Regions from separate parts of the Homo sapiens genome. Here all the other regions are linked to region 3. Evidence: chromatin contacts called from ENCODE Hi-C or POLR2A ChIA-PET data. All regions are on one chromosome and are shown on one strand. Each heading gives the region's core, a stretch centred on a gene start or an enhancer-like site at or near the end of the contact. The rest is flanking DNA. Distances are from core to core; before and after follow the strand shown. Region 1 overlaps SGIP1 (SH3GL interacting endocytic adaptor 1). Region 2 holds the start of SLC35D1 (solute carrier family 35 member D1). Region 3 holds the start of LEPR (leptin receptor).

The links. Hi-C counts contacts between places; a loop is a spot of excess contacts on that map. ChIA-PET counts read pairs that join two places held with the same protein, here RNA polymerase II (POLR2A). Pooled maps may share reads with other maps.
Region 1: a loop to region 3 is called in a map of endothelial cell of umbilical vein, with 4 times the contacts of the local background. The contact joins the enhancer-like site here to the promoter of LEPR in region 3. A Hi-C loop is called at or near these places in 1 of 168 maps with a recorded cell type or tissue (endothelial cell of umbilical vein). POLR2A ChIA-PET finds 5 or more read pairs at or near these places in 1 of 52 experiments (Panc1).
Region 2: a map of B cell shows a loop between it and region 3 (33-fold over the local background). The contact joins the promoter of SLC35D1 here to the promoter of LEPR in region 3. A Hi-C loop is called at or near these places in 3 of 168 maps with a recorded cell type or tissue (B cell, CD4-positive, alpha-beta memory T cell and naive thymus-derived CD4-positive, alpha-beta T cell), 4 of 37 single-sample maps with no recorded cell type and 15 of 50 pooled maps.

Annotation. Positions count from the first base shown.
Region 1 is chr1:66,561,227-66,565,717 of GRCh38, forward strand. All of the region lies in intron 1 of SGIP1 (SH3GL interacting endocytic adaptor 1), which reads left to right. Among named protein-coding and RNA genes, the nearest start is that of SGIP1, 29 kb to the left of the region's middle. Within about 2 kb of position 2,390, at least 12 of the 41 ENCODE cell types and tissues checked have a DNase peak (open chromatin) inside an H3K27ac peak, as active enhancers do; they include endothelial cell of umbilical vein, where a contact is called at or near this core.
Region 2 is chr1:67,052,500-67,056,913 of GRCh38, forward strand. SLC35D1 (solute carrier family 35 member D1) reads right to left here and starts at 1,649. Exons shown (of 12, transcript NM_015139.3): 1 at 1,312-1,649; 2 at 457-490; 3 at 272-358. The coding sequence starts at 1,514. RefSeq lists silencers at 1,064-1,273, 1,564-1,753.
Region 3 is chr1:65,418,671-65,422,776 of GRCh38, forward strand. LEPR (leptin receptor) reads left to right here and starts at 1,998. Exons shown (of 20, transcript NM_002303.6): 1 at 1,998-2,070. It overlaps LEPROT (leptin receptor overlapping transcript), which reads left to right and starts at 1,998. Exons shown (of 4, transcript NM_017526.5): 1 at 1,998-2,070. The coding sequence starts at 2,055. RefSeq lists enhancers at 1,312-1,844, 1,845-2,378, 2,452-2,501 and silencers at 1,492-1,561, 1,582-2,081.

The DNA.
Region 1 (4,491 bases), core at 1,140-3,639, 1.1 Mb after region 3:
ATTAAATTGCTCAGTGACATTCACTTTGTTTGGTAGTGGCATTATTGAGACTGGAACTCAGTCAAGTAGACTCTCACATGCTTAACTTTATGCTACTTTTGATATGGGCATACATAGACTAAGGTGTTAAATGACTTGTTCACAATCTTTCCACTACCCCTTGTTCCCTTCCCTCAGTTTGGTCAATAAGCATGGTAAAAAATCTACTCTATATCAGAAAATGTGTGGGAAGTCAGAGATTGTGATCCATAGAACATAGCAGAACTTGAGAAAATGAAGAGATATGTTTAAAAGGGTACTAATAAGTATTCAATCGAAATTAGAGTCTACAGAGCACTCTCATATTGAACTGAACAGAATTAAGGCATTAATTGTCTCACGAGAAGTACCTGCTTTATAGAAGCTTGCTAAAACATGGTGCTTCTGGTAGGGTGCAAAGTAAAATACTACATTCATGGCACAAATGAGGAAGACACTCGGTCCCACCTGTCGGACTCTCTTGCCCCTCAAGTACTACGATGTCATAGTCTTCAACTGACATTGTTACTGCTTTAGATAGCAGAGGCCTTTTATTCAAATGGAATATTAAAAGGGGAGGCCAATGTCTGAAACAGATATATGTTTTATTAGTACTCATTTCTACATTCAGCGTTATAGAAAAGTTACAATAAAGTCCACAAACAAGACCAGTTAAAATACACCAGGATTAAATTTTGCTTCCCGTTTTCATCATTTTGCTTTTGGTTGCCCATTCCTGATAAAATCTTGAGTCACAGATAGCAGTAGTCATACATCTAACAGCTCCTGACTTCCCAAATCGAAGATTTCTTCTGTATCAGTTTAAATAGGTGTGGGAGTTTCTTTTAGCCAAAAAAAAAAAATCTGGCTTTCATTCACTGACATATATTAGTGAGCACCTCCTATGTGCTAAGTACCCAGCAGAGTGCCAGAGTATATGACAGACAGGGTAGACATGGTCCCTTCCTTTGCAATTTTGGAGAGCGGCAACTTCTAATCTAGACTCTGCACAACAGCTAGTTTTAATTTTTCATTTCATTTTTCCAAATGCAATAGATATTAGAGGAAATTTTAAAAGAAGAATATTTGCTAGATGAGGGTTTCAGGGAGATAAAATTCTTCTCTGCAAAGGGGGGAAATTCTCTATCTGATAGAATTTTAGAAGGGATTGAAACAATAGCAGGGAAGAATTCTGGGGAATGCAAAAGAGGGAGTATATGAACAATAAAGACTGGGATAGAGACTGCAGTGGAAGCACGAAGCTGAGAAAAGACAAAGAGGACTAGTGGGTAGGTTCCCTCCATTCACCAAGGAGGGGTGGCAAAGTATTTTACCACCAGCGGCAGAATATGCTTAGGACCGAAACTTCTTGCTCAATTTGTTTATTTGTTTTGGTTTTTTTCTTTAGCAAAAATACTTTGGGCCTTCTTAGATGTGGAAAACTTGCCCCTGGGCAGAGCCAAGGAAAATCAAGGGGAAAGAAAAAATTGAATTGCTCTACAAAAGGAAGTTGGAAAATTTTAAGTATTTAGGAATTGCCCAGGAGGGGACACGGGAAGGAGGAGCATGAGCAAGGTTCTGGAACAAGGTGATGCACAGAGGGGCCAGGCAATTTGGCAGGTGAAAGGTTCTCTGTGATAATAATGGCCTGTGATTTTTAAGAATAGAAATGTTTAAAATGTTATCTGCCTTGCTGTAATGTAATCCTTTGTTATTCCATATTTATTGTTGCTGTTGTTAAAATCTATTACTCACACTCTCTTGCATGTGGTATTTATAAGAAATTGAAGAAAAAAACAGGGAGGCAAGAGCATTGCCCTGAATTATTGGAAACATTAGTATGAAGTAGAAAGAGAAAAAAAAATCAGCTACAAGAGGAAAACCACAACATCAAGAATTTGGTATAAATACACAATCTGAACAAGAGATGCCTAAGAGGGATACAACCCACCCAGTAAACCTTGGGATAATAGGGGAGGGTCAGTGTGTCTCAGGGCCGGCACGGGAGGTACTTCTACTTTAATACTGCAAAGTGTTACATAAGGCCAGAGGATTTGGAGCTGTCCCTCTGTCTGACTCCCGGGTTATTTGGAGGAACATGCCATGTTGCAGCAAGAAGAAACTTTCAAGACACAAATCTAGTCCAGAGCCTTCCTTTAACAGATTTGGTCACCAAGACAAGAGAAGAGAGTGACTTGCCCGATTCCACCAAGGTGAAGGGGAAGAAAGACAACTACCAGATCTCCTGACTGTGACCCTGGCTCTCCATCCACTCGGCTCCTATCTCTTCACAAGGGAAGACTGTGCTTTGATGATGTTTTGGGAAAGTGCTAGTGATTTAGAGTTCTCCAGCAGGCTGATTGGCTTAGCAGCTGGGAAATTCTGAATCACATCGGATGGAATGTTTTGTTTACTTCCTCCCAGCAGTGCTAAAGGGGAGAAAGAGTTTGTTCCCCCACCCCCCTCCACCCAAGTAATTTGCTGGAAGCAGTAAATAATTTCCCAGTTCATCTGATCTCCCTTCTAACCAATGTCTTCCTGTGGTAGTTGAAGAGAAAGAATATCATTTGAAATACTTGACTTATTTTCAGAAGCTAGCAAAGAGAAAGATGAATGTCTCTTCCTTAACTCTTAGAAAGCTACTATCCCTTACTGTTAGGGGCAAATTGTAACGCAGAGGTCCTATCTAGGGCAGCCAGTCCTGCCATGAATAGATGTGTGTCCAGAGATTGTTAAACCCAGACTGTAAGCAATCATATAGTTCAACAGGTCAGAAGCCCTTTCTTAAACCAAATTAAAGTCAACATTCAATAAACAAAAACTGATAAAATTGGAGCGGCTTAGATTGAAGTTAGGAGTTGAAAACATCTTAATCTTCCCCTTACCCTGCTGTAATAGTCTCTGAGACAGATCTCTAAAGAAGCAATTTGGAAACGACTAAACTAGTTCAGCTGACTCACTCTATCAATGGTGATTTCAGAATGACCTTCCCTATGTCCCATGGCTAAGGAGTGGCATACCTGGACTTGAACTCAGGTCTCCTCAGGCTCAGTCCATTGACTCTTCTATAATTCACTAACATGGTAAAATGCTGTCATGACTTATGCCTCATCTGGAACTAAGATCTCCTTGGAAGCAGAGAGTGACCGGATGAAGTTAGGCAATATGTTACTGTATCCAGTAACCAGGGAAAATTCAGTGACATTGAGTCAGAGGAAGCTGTGGTTTGACCTGACCAATATAAACAAATGTACACAAGCAAAGCAGGCGTGGAAATACATATATTTCATGTGATTCTTGAGATAGTTAGGATGTCTGTGTCATCTGCCATTTCCTCTTTACACTGGTCCACATACAGCCCAAAGATGCCCTGCAGTCGTGAGCAGACAATACAAGCAGGAAATCATGCTGCATCAGTTATTCTTTTTGTAAAAATGTAATGGTAGGAGGTGTTCACCAGTCCACACAAAGGTAAAGAAACTAACTTTGATCTAGTGGTCACCAAGAATCACACAATCTACTATCTGTGGGCTTTTAGGGTAGTTACTTCAGTCCCCTCCTTCCCAAGGAGGAATTTACAGGGAAATGAGATTTTACACCTAGAGTCCTCAACTTCATGTCTGGGGTACAGTAAGCTTGCAATAGTACTAGTGAGTATTTTTGTTATGTAACTAGCGTAATAGTAACACTTCTTACAATAACCCTGTGGGGCTTATAATGATCAGTCCTCATTTTCCAAATGAAGAAAAACTGAGGTCTGGAGAGCTTAAGTGCCTGGCCCGAAGTCATACAATCTGGAAGGGGGCAGACAGTAGATGTAAAACCAGGACCCCCTGACTCCACTGCCAGTTTGCTTTGTGCTACAGTGATTCCCCCAGTAAATTTCTACTTGAGTTCCATGTCTGGGGAAAAACGTTTCTGCTAATGCATTGTCATCTGACATGTAATTTGGGTGTCTCCCTTTTCAGTTTAGTGCTAGAAAACTTGTAACCAAATTTATTGCCCAGGTATAATACTCTAACTAATTCTGAAATAATTTATCCCTTTTCTTTCATTTATATGGGCTCTTATTTTTGATGGCCTGATTTTCATTTATTTTATGTTTGAAACATCTTACCATGTTACTCTTGGGATGTCTTTACAAAAACTGTCATCATTATCAGAAATGAGTAGAAATTCAAACTTAATTATGTTAGAGTTGTATTAAGGGGTAAGGGGCATAAAAAGGATAAACCAAGGTTTCTGGCATCAAGAAACTTACAGATTAATTGGGGACAATAGAGCTATACATGAAAACGATGAGGCAGTAAAAAAATTCCAAGTGAGAGAGGTATGAGCAGAAAGTACCTCTGAAGAGAGAGAGATTTCTAAAATTGGAGGTTGTATTGGAAAAGACTTTCTGAAATTTGGGCTTAGATTTCCAGAAAAAGCTGGTCACGGTGGAATCCAAAAGCTAGAAGACTCTCGCTCCTC
Region 2 (4,414 bases), core at 399-2,898, 1.6 Mb after region 3:
GATAGAGAAACTGCAAAACTATTGTACTCTCAACAAGTGTGCATTAATTAAAAACAGAAGAATATTCCTAGGTTATTTTTTCTCTTAAGTTTAAAGAGACTGTAGGCCTTCTTTGACACATATTACTACTTTTATTCTTTACATTCATTATAACCACTCTAGACTGGGCAATTTTGAGGCTGCAATTTTTAAATACGCAAGGCACTGATAAAATATGTTAATACATACTGACTTCATTTCACAAAATAAAGTATCGCTTTTCTTCTTTTACCTTTCGAGGTACATTTCTGTCAAGGTCAGGAAACTTGACTACTCTGAGCGCCTTTCCCACCCAGAGAACTGCCACTGTGGCCACCATCTGTAAACAAGAGAACACAGATTCACTGTTCTACACATAAAGACACACACAGAAGTTCTAACAACATAAACCACGTAATGGTGAGGATTCCAACTAACCTGGCCAAGTCCAACACATAGTGAGGAGGGAAATCTACAAAAAGGGCAAAGAAAAAAACAAGATCAGAACAAACCTAACTTAGCTCCGTGAATTCAATTTGCACATCGGCAACGTTAATAAGGCATTCCGATACAAGCCACATCAACGTCCGCCCCTAAATCAAACAAAAATCTTGGGAGAAAACTCTCTGCCTGTTGGTTGTCAGTCCACCCCGCTGATGTAGCCTCGGGCGGCCGCTTGTCCCATCTTGTCCGAGTCTACAGTTTCAGTCCGCTGCCTGCAAAGGATTTCTCAAGGCAGTGCAGATACAGATCTCTGCAACGATTTCACACACCTTAAAAAAAAAAACAACCAACTTCTGCCTCTGGGTCCCAGTGTTAGCAAGGGAATAATTGTCTGCTGGGTTGAGGATGCGTACGTCCCCAGAGGCTGTCAGCGGGTGCAGGGGACACTGAAGCCCCGGCCCCCTGTCCAGGCTGCGGAGGAGGGAGGCTTCCCTCGCTCTCCTCCCTGATCGACAGGCATAACGGCTCAAAAGTCACCAAGCAAATCACTTTGCTCCATCTCTCTGAAGGGCAGGGTTTTCGGGGCGGTGCGCCCAGGGCATGGCAGGCGAGCCCCAAATGTGCCGGGCCGGCCGGAGCTCCGCGCAGGGAGCGGACCCCTGCCACAGGCCCGCTCGCCAGGCCGGCTCCGCTGCCCGGGCCGCGCGCGTCAGCCGCCCGCCCTCCCCAGCTCCCGCCCAACTTTGTTCGGCTTTAACTTTGGCAGTCAAAGTCCAGGGAGCCGGCGCCGCGCCGCCGCCGCCGCCCGCTCCTCCTCCGCGGCCTGGGCCGCCGCCGCCTCGGCCCTACCTGTAATTGGTGAGCACGCTCTTATTCACCACCACGATCAGGAAGGAGCTCACGCCGTAAAAGCCGGCGGCCAGCAGCTTCAGAAACACGGTCAGCGTTTCGGCCGACGCCATCCCCAGCTCCTCCTCATCTCGGAGTGTGGAGGATTTCGCGGGGGCTTCTCCTTTAACCCGAGCATGCTGACGTCTATGAACTTCCGCCATGGCTGCCGCAGCAGCGGTGGCCTGGCGGCGGGGCCTAGCGGCTCGGGGGCCTGCAGCGGCAGCTCCCAGGGGACTCCAGGAGTTGGGGACCGCAGACTAGGCCAGCTGCGCGCTCGCCGCCTCGACTCCCCGCTTGGCCGCCGCCTGTCCCCGCCCAGGGGCAGGGACGCCGGGGTTCACACCCCTGGAGACTTTGCTCGGGCATTGTGCAACGCGGGGTCAGAGAGTAGGGCCGCGCCGGGCTTAGCCTGGGCAGGGGTTGGAGAGAGCCTGGAGAAGGGGCAGTGGCGACCCCCCTGCCCGAGGCGGATAAGGAGAAGCCAGGGGAACTACATCGAGACACCAGAGCGCCGGGCGACAAACCACAGACTCCGGGTGACAGTCGCCCTGCGCCTGCGCACGAGCACGCGCTGGGTCTCTCCGCGGGGCGCGTACCTGGGGCGTGGGGAGTCTGGTGGCAGAGGGGCTGGAAGGCCGTATTCTCCGGATAACTGCCGCAACTAAGTGCAGACCCTCCTCCCCTCTGTTACAGGTGGCCGGCCAAGTAGTTACAGTACACTGCGTCTAGACTAATTCTGAATGCTCTTTTAGTCTCTCTTGCAGGGGGTAAAAACCCTTCAAAAGTATCAGATGTGGATCAACAGTAAACACTCAACGAAAATTTCATTCCGCAATGCCTCAGGCTTCTTACATTTTCTGAACCCAGAAAACACCAAACAATACTTTTCAGATTGAGAAGTTTCGTTTGTTTGTTTTAAGAAAAATGTTGACATATCCCAAAAAGTAGCAAGATAAGCAGCTTGGGGATTGGGGAAAGCACAAGGTGTTTGGAGCCTAAAAGACTTGATTTCCAATTGTAGGATTCCTAGAAATGACGACCCCCCCCCCCCCCACCAACACACTCACTCCTTATTGTGTGTCTTGGACCAATTAGATGACCTCCCTGAACCTGATCTCTGTGGATGTGTAGCTAGCAAAGAGCTAGTTTTCGGTAAATGGTAGTCATTATTGTATAACAGAAGCAAATCATTATGATCGGTTTAAGCAAAGAAATTACGTATTGAACTTTAATAGATTAGGAAAGAAGAACTTTGAATTATTTTTCTAAGTGCTTGGTCTGTATCTTTTTAAATTTCTTTTTTTTTTTTTTCTTATTTTTATATTTTGGTAAACCAGGTATAGTGGTTCACACCTGTAATACCAGCACTTTGGGAGCAGGTGGAATGCCTGAGCCCGGGAGTTTGAGACCATGCTGGGCAACAAAGTGAGACCCTCTCTCTACAAGAAAATAAAAAAATTAGCCAGATGTGGTGGCGCACGCCTGTGGTCCCAGCTACTCAGGAGGCTGAGGTGGGAGGATGGCTTGAGCCCAGGAGGTCAAGGCTGCAATGAGCTATGATCATACTACTGCACTCCAGCCTGGGCAACAGCACAAGACCATCTTAAAGAAAGAAATAAATTGTGGCAAAATATACAAAGTATAAAATTTATCATTTTAACCCTTTTTGAGTATGCAATTGCATGGCATTAACTGCATTCACATCGTTTTGCAGCCATCATCACTAATCCATCTTTAGAACTTTTTCACCATCCCAAAGTGAAACTCTTTCCCCTTTAAACAATCACTCCCTGTTTCCCTACTTCCTTCCCTCTCTGCTGTTAACCAGTGTTCTACTTTCTGTCTCTGTGAATTTGACTACTCTAGGTACCTCATATAAGTGGAATCATGTAGTATTTGTCCTTTCGTGATGAACTTACTTCATTAACGTAATGTCTTCAAGGTTCAGCCACGTTGTAGCATATGTTAGAATGTCCTCCCTTTTTAAGGCTGAATAATATTAAATTATATGTGTATAATTGGTTTATATCTTTTGAGTTACTTTGAGAACACCTATGTTCTTCAAGTGTTTCTTAAAAAACTGGTACACAGGATGAGGTTCTTAACATAGCCTACAAGGTCCTAGATAATGTGGTTCCTACCCACATCTCCAGAGGCACTATTCACGTTTCCCTCCCCTAAGGTGCAGATAAATCAACAATGTGGGTTCCGGCTTCTGTGTCTTTACTCCCATTATTCCCTCCATCTGGGCTGCTTTTTCTCTTCCTCCTCTCACCCAGCTCCTGAAAAACTCTTACATTTCCTTCCGTATTTTGGCAGAACATTACCTCTTCTCTGGGCAGCCTTCACACTGCCCCCCACTTCCCTCTACATAATTGATCTCTCTCCTTTGTGCCTCTCCTACCGCATCTTTATATACCCCCTTTATAGAGTGTCCATCTGCTGCTGCTGCTATAACAAAATACCTGAGACTGGATAACATATAAAAAATAGAAATTTATTTTCTCACACTTCTGGAGGCTGAGAAGTCCAAGATCAAGGTGCCACCTTAACCACTGCATCCTCTGAAGGGGAAGAACACCATGTCCTCACATGGCAGAAGGGACAGAAGGTCAGAAAGGGACAAACACTGTGTGAAACCTCTCTCATAAGGCATGAATCCTACTCACAAAGGCAGAGCCCTCATGACTTAGTCACCTCCTAAAGGGCCTGCCTCTTAATAATATCACATTGGTGATTAAGTTTCAACATATGAATTTTGGAGGACACATACAGACCGTAGCAAAGGGGCTCTGCATTACATGTTTACATATCACTCTCTTCCACTAGACAGTTGCTTCTTGAGGACAGTGGCAGGCAAGGGTGCCTAACACAGTTTAGATATTTTAGTTGATTGAATCAATGGAAACAAGGAAAATGATTAAATTTCTTCCTTGACTGCTAGCTTCAAAAGGAAAAATAACTAAAACATTGTATTTTAAGAAACATCCTTGCAGAAAAAATATTATAGAAGTAACAATGACCCTCATAATAAAAAGCAAATATATACATATATACACAT
Region 3 (4,106 bases), core at 748-3,247:
TTTTTCTTGTGTTGTCTCCAGGCTGACAGGGGTCTAAAATTGTCTCTGGTGATTAATCTTTGTCTTTCCTGGTAGAGCAGGAAGGAGGTACACCTTCGTAAACTTATATCCTGCTTTTTGGCAAATAGAGGGAGGGCAGAGTGCTTTTCTAGTACCGTGTACCTATTTGCTTCTTCCTAATTGCCTTCAGCTCAAAATAATCCTTAAACCAAAGTGGCATACACTGCCAATGCTCTTGAGTAGATTGAAGGCTCCAAAGTAAAAAGTGCTGTACTGTAGTATTGGATCTCCAAGCATCAGCAGTGAGTCAGGTATTACAATGCTGTTTTCAGTGAGTGTGCCATCCGTCTATGAGGAGAAATGAGAGGAGCTAGAAAAATAAACTGACAGCTAGAAAAATACTCCACTGAATCAACAAATAGACATTTCTTGAAACAGTAACATGCTCAATGTGCAATTTTGAAAAAGTAAACTGAGCAAGGATCATGAAACATGATGGTGGTGAGAATTTATACTTCTCAGGTAGCCAGGGGAAGCTAGGTTTCCACAGATTCCTTTGTCTTTCAGTCCTTTTGAAAACGGAGAAAAAGCAAGAGAAGAGGGACGGCACCATCAGGTAGAGTGGATCTCAGCTAGAATGAGGGGAAGTGGCCCAGAATCCAACCTCCTCCAAAGAGCTGTGTGACAGGCAAGTCCTATCCTTTCTGCACCTCTTTCCTTAAATGTAAGTTGAAGCATTTGGACCAGACTGTTTCAATGATCTTCTAGATTGCTTTTGCCAAAACAGAACTCTCCATTCCTGTAAGATAAGTACACAATGGCTCTCAGAGATCTAAAAACTGGCCTTGGTTACCTGCAAACTTTGAGGCCCCAAGGCACAAAAATAATAGCTTTTTTTTTTTATTTTTTTTTTTAAGGTTCATGAAAGCTTCGGACACAAAAGCTTATATGGTCTTCGTCTCTATAAATAAACCAGGGAGTAAAGAAAAACCCCGCTAGTTTCAGTAAAGCGTTGCTATTAAGCAAAGCAAACCTATGCAAATATCAAGTTCTTAATGAGGAGTGTTTCCTAAGGGGCCTGTCCTCTGGTACCCCGCCTCTCCTCTGCCACAGTCATGTGAAGGCAGACAGGCACACACTCGCACACTAGCACGCACTTGGGAGCTCAGGGAACATAACACTGGTTAGTGAGTCGGTGTCCCTCTCCCATCGATTGCAACTTTTCCCCTCCTTCCCTCTCCTGCCTCTCCCCACTTTCTACATCTCCGTTCTCAGGAAGGCTCAGGGAGGATCCCCCGCTGCGTGCACTGCGTTCTGAGAGGCCGGGGAGAGACTCTGGGCCCGCGGTCGGGGCGGAGCCAAGGTCCCAACCCACATTGAACGGGCTTGAGGATTACTTGGAGGGCTCAGGATCTAGGAGGAGGGCCCAGGGCACTGGGTTGGGGTTACTCTGGGAAAGCTCTGTGGGACCAGGTGGGACCTTAGGGCTGGAGATGGACTCTGCGAGCTGGGGGCGGAGTTCTAGACTGGCAGGAGCGGAGTTCTGGGTGGCGGGGGCGGGGTCGGGACCAGCAGGGACGGCCTCTGAGAGTTGGGGGCGGAATTCTGGGCCGGTGAGGGCTGGGGCGGGACCAGCAGGGGAGGCCTCCGCGAGCTAGGGGAGGAGCTCTGCATTGTCTGGGGCGGGGCTTCGAGTAGCGGTAGCGAGGTCTGGAGCCGCAGGCGCTGCCTCCGCGAGGTAGGGGAGGAGCTCTGTACTGTCAGGGGCGGGGCTCTGAGTAGCGAGGCCGGGTCTGAACTATCAGGCGCGGCCTCTGCGAGCTGGGGGCGGGGTTCTGCACCGGCGGGGGCGGGGTTGTGAGTGGTGGGGGCGGGGTCTGGAGCAGCAGGCGCCGCGTTTGCGAGCTAAGGTCGGAGTTCTGCACCGGCGGGGGCGGGGCTCTGCGTGGCCGGGGCGGGCTCGGGATCCGCGGGGCGACTCCCGGTCTGGCTTGGGCAGGCTGCCCGGGCCGTGGCAGGAAGCCGGAAGCAGCCGCGGCCCCAGTTCGGGAGACATGGCGGGCGTTAAAGGTACATCGCGGTCCCCGGCTCGCTTGTCGTGTGGTGGGGTTGCCACCTCCGTTCCGGTCAAGCCTGGGGCTGCGCCTTCCGCGCGCCGTTGGGGAACGGCCTCACCACCCTTCCCGCCTCTCCGGTTCGGGAGGCGATCGACCGCTCCCTTCGTCCCTTGGGGTGTGGGTGGAGCGGCGTTTCGGGGGAGCCTTGGCCCTTTTTGCAAGGCCGCTGGCCTTCCTGCTCTCCAGTGGCGGCACCAGACCCCTCCCCAGCCTGAGCCCTCGGCGAGAGCGGCGCCCTCCACCTCTCCTGAGTTTTTAAACAAGGTTTCCACTTCTTGACGCCACCCTAACGCCTTTCTTCTGGTTTTCTGCCCCTCCGCAGTTTCCTATTTGCCACAAAGGACCCTTTGTCTCCAGCGTTCTTAGCATTGGGAAACTTAATCCTCTTTTTCCTAATGATTTTTCCAACTGGGCAGAGTTGACCGCGGGCGGGTGTCAATGGAAAGCACCCAGAAAGACGGTGTTTCTCGCAGTCGTGGAGAGTAGATTACGTGTAATTTTAATACTGCTTTCTTCGGTGTTTTCTCTGTTTATGGACAGAGAAGAAACCAGTGTGTGTGTAGTATGTGTTTTTTGCATGGGGCAGTTGGTAAAAACACCGCGTCCCTTATCTGTATGGCTTCAGAGCAATGCGAGACGGAAAAGGTTTTTTGCAAGGCTTCCTGTATTTTGGTAGGAAAACATTCCATTTCTAATCTGTCGAATAGAGTAGCATGACTTGTTTTTATATTGGCTTTTATATCATCCTTGAAATTTGCACCCAAAGATATCCCCAGTTAACATCTGCTATAAACATGTAGATAGTATATATACGAGTACGCCTCTGTTCACTATGAATTTATCCGAGTATGTGAGCTGTTAGCAGCAGACATTTTATCGTTATTTCTGGCTGACTTTTATACTTAATATCAGTTTAGTAAACATGGTTTACTTGGAGAGTGTCGACTGTGTTATATATCCATTTGAAGCCAATGCCGAAAACAGATGAAAAGTAGTGTCTCAGTACTACACATGATCAGAAACTACCAAATCATGATCACGTTTATGTGTGAATGTGTTAGAAAATTGTGATGTAGTGAAAAAAAAGGAAGTCTGAAATGGAAACGGACTAAGGGAAGGAAGCATTTTACAGATTGTTCAACTTTTATTGAGGAACTACTGTATGCCAGAGACTTAGGATACAAAGATAAATGAGAAGTTATTGGTGGGTGACAGAGCTGGAAATAATTATATTACTATGTCAGTGTTTATGTTGGGCTCAGATGCGGTGGGAGAACAGATGGTGGGTTGGATTTTGTCCTCCAAAAAGATGTGTTCAAGCTCTAATTCCCTGGTACCTGTGAATGTGATCTTATTTGGAAGTAGTATCTTTGCAGATATAATCAAATTAAAATGATAACTGGTTTAAGGTGGGCCCTAATCCAATGACTGGTGTCCTTATAAGAAGAGGGGAATTTAGACATAGAGACATACAGGGAGAATACCATGGGAAGACGGAGACAGAAATTGGAGTGATGCAGCTACAAAGTCAGGAGCACCAAAGATTGTTGGCAACCATGCTGGCAACCACTGAGTGTTAGGAAGAGGCAAGGAAGGGTGCTTCCCTACAGCCTTCAGAGGGAGTGTGGTGGCGCTGCTGACACCTTGATTTCAGAAGTCCAGCCTCCAGAACTGTCAGAAGATAAATTTCTGTTGTTCTCAGCCATCCAGTTTGTGGTACTTTGTAACGGCAGCCCTAGGAAGCTGATGCAGGTGGGATTGATTCCCCTGCTCCAGAGAAAGGACTGTTTTCACAGAAGAGGCGATGCTTGAACTGAATCTGAAGGGATCAATGTGGCTTCCCTTGGCAAGGCATGGAGTGAAGGTGGAGTATATCCCAAGTGGGGAGGACAGCACGTGACATGGCGCAGGGCTTATGAAACAACATGCCTTCTTCTCTTCAGGTACTTAAGCTACATTAGTAAGACCAGAACTTAGTGGTGAGGGTTG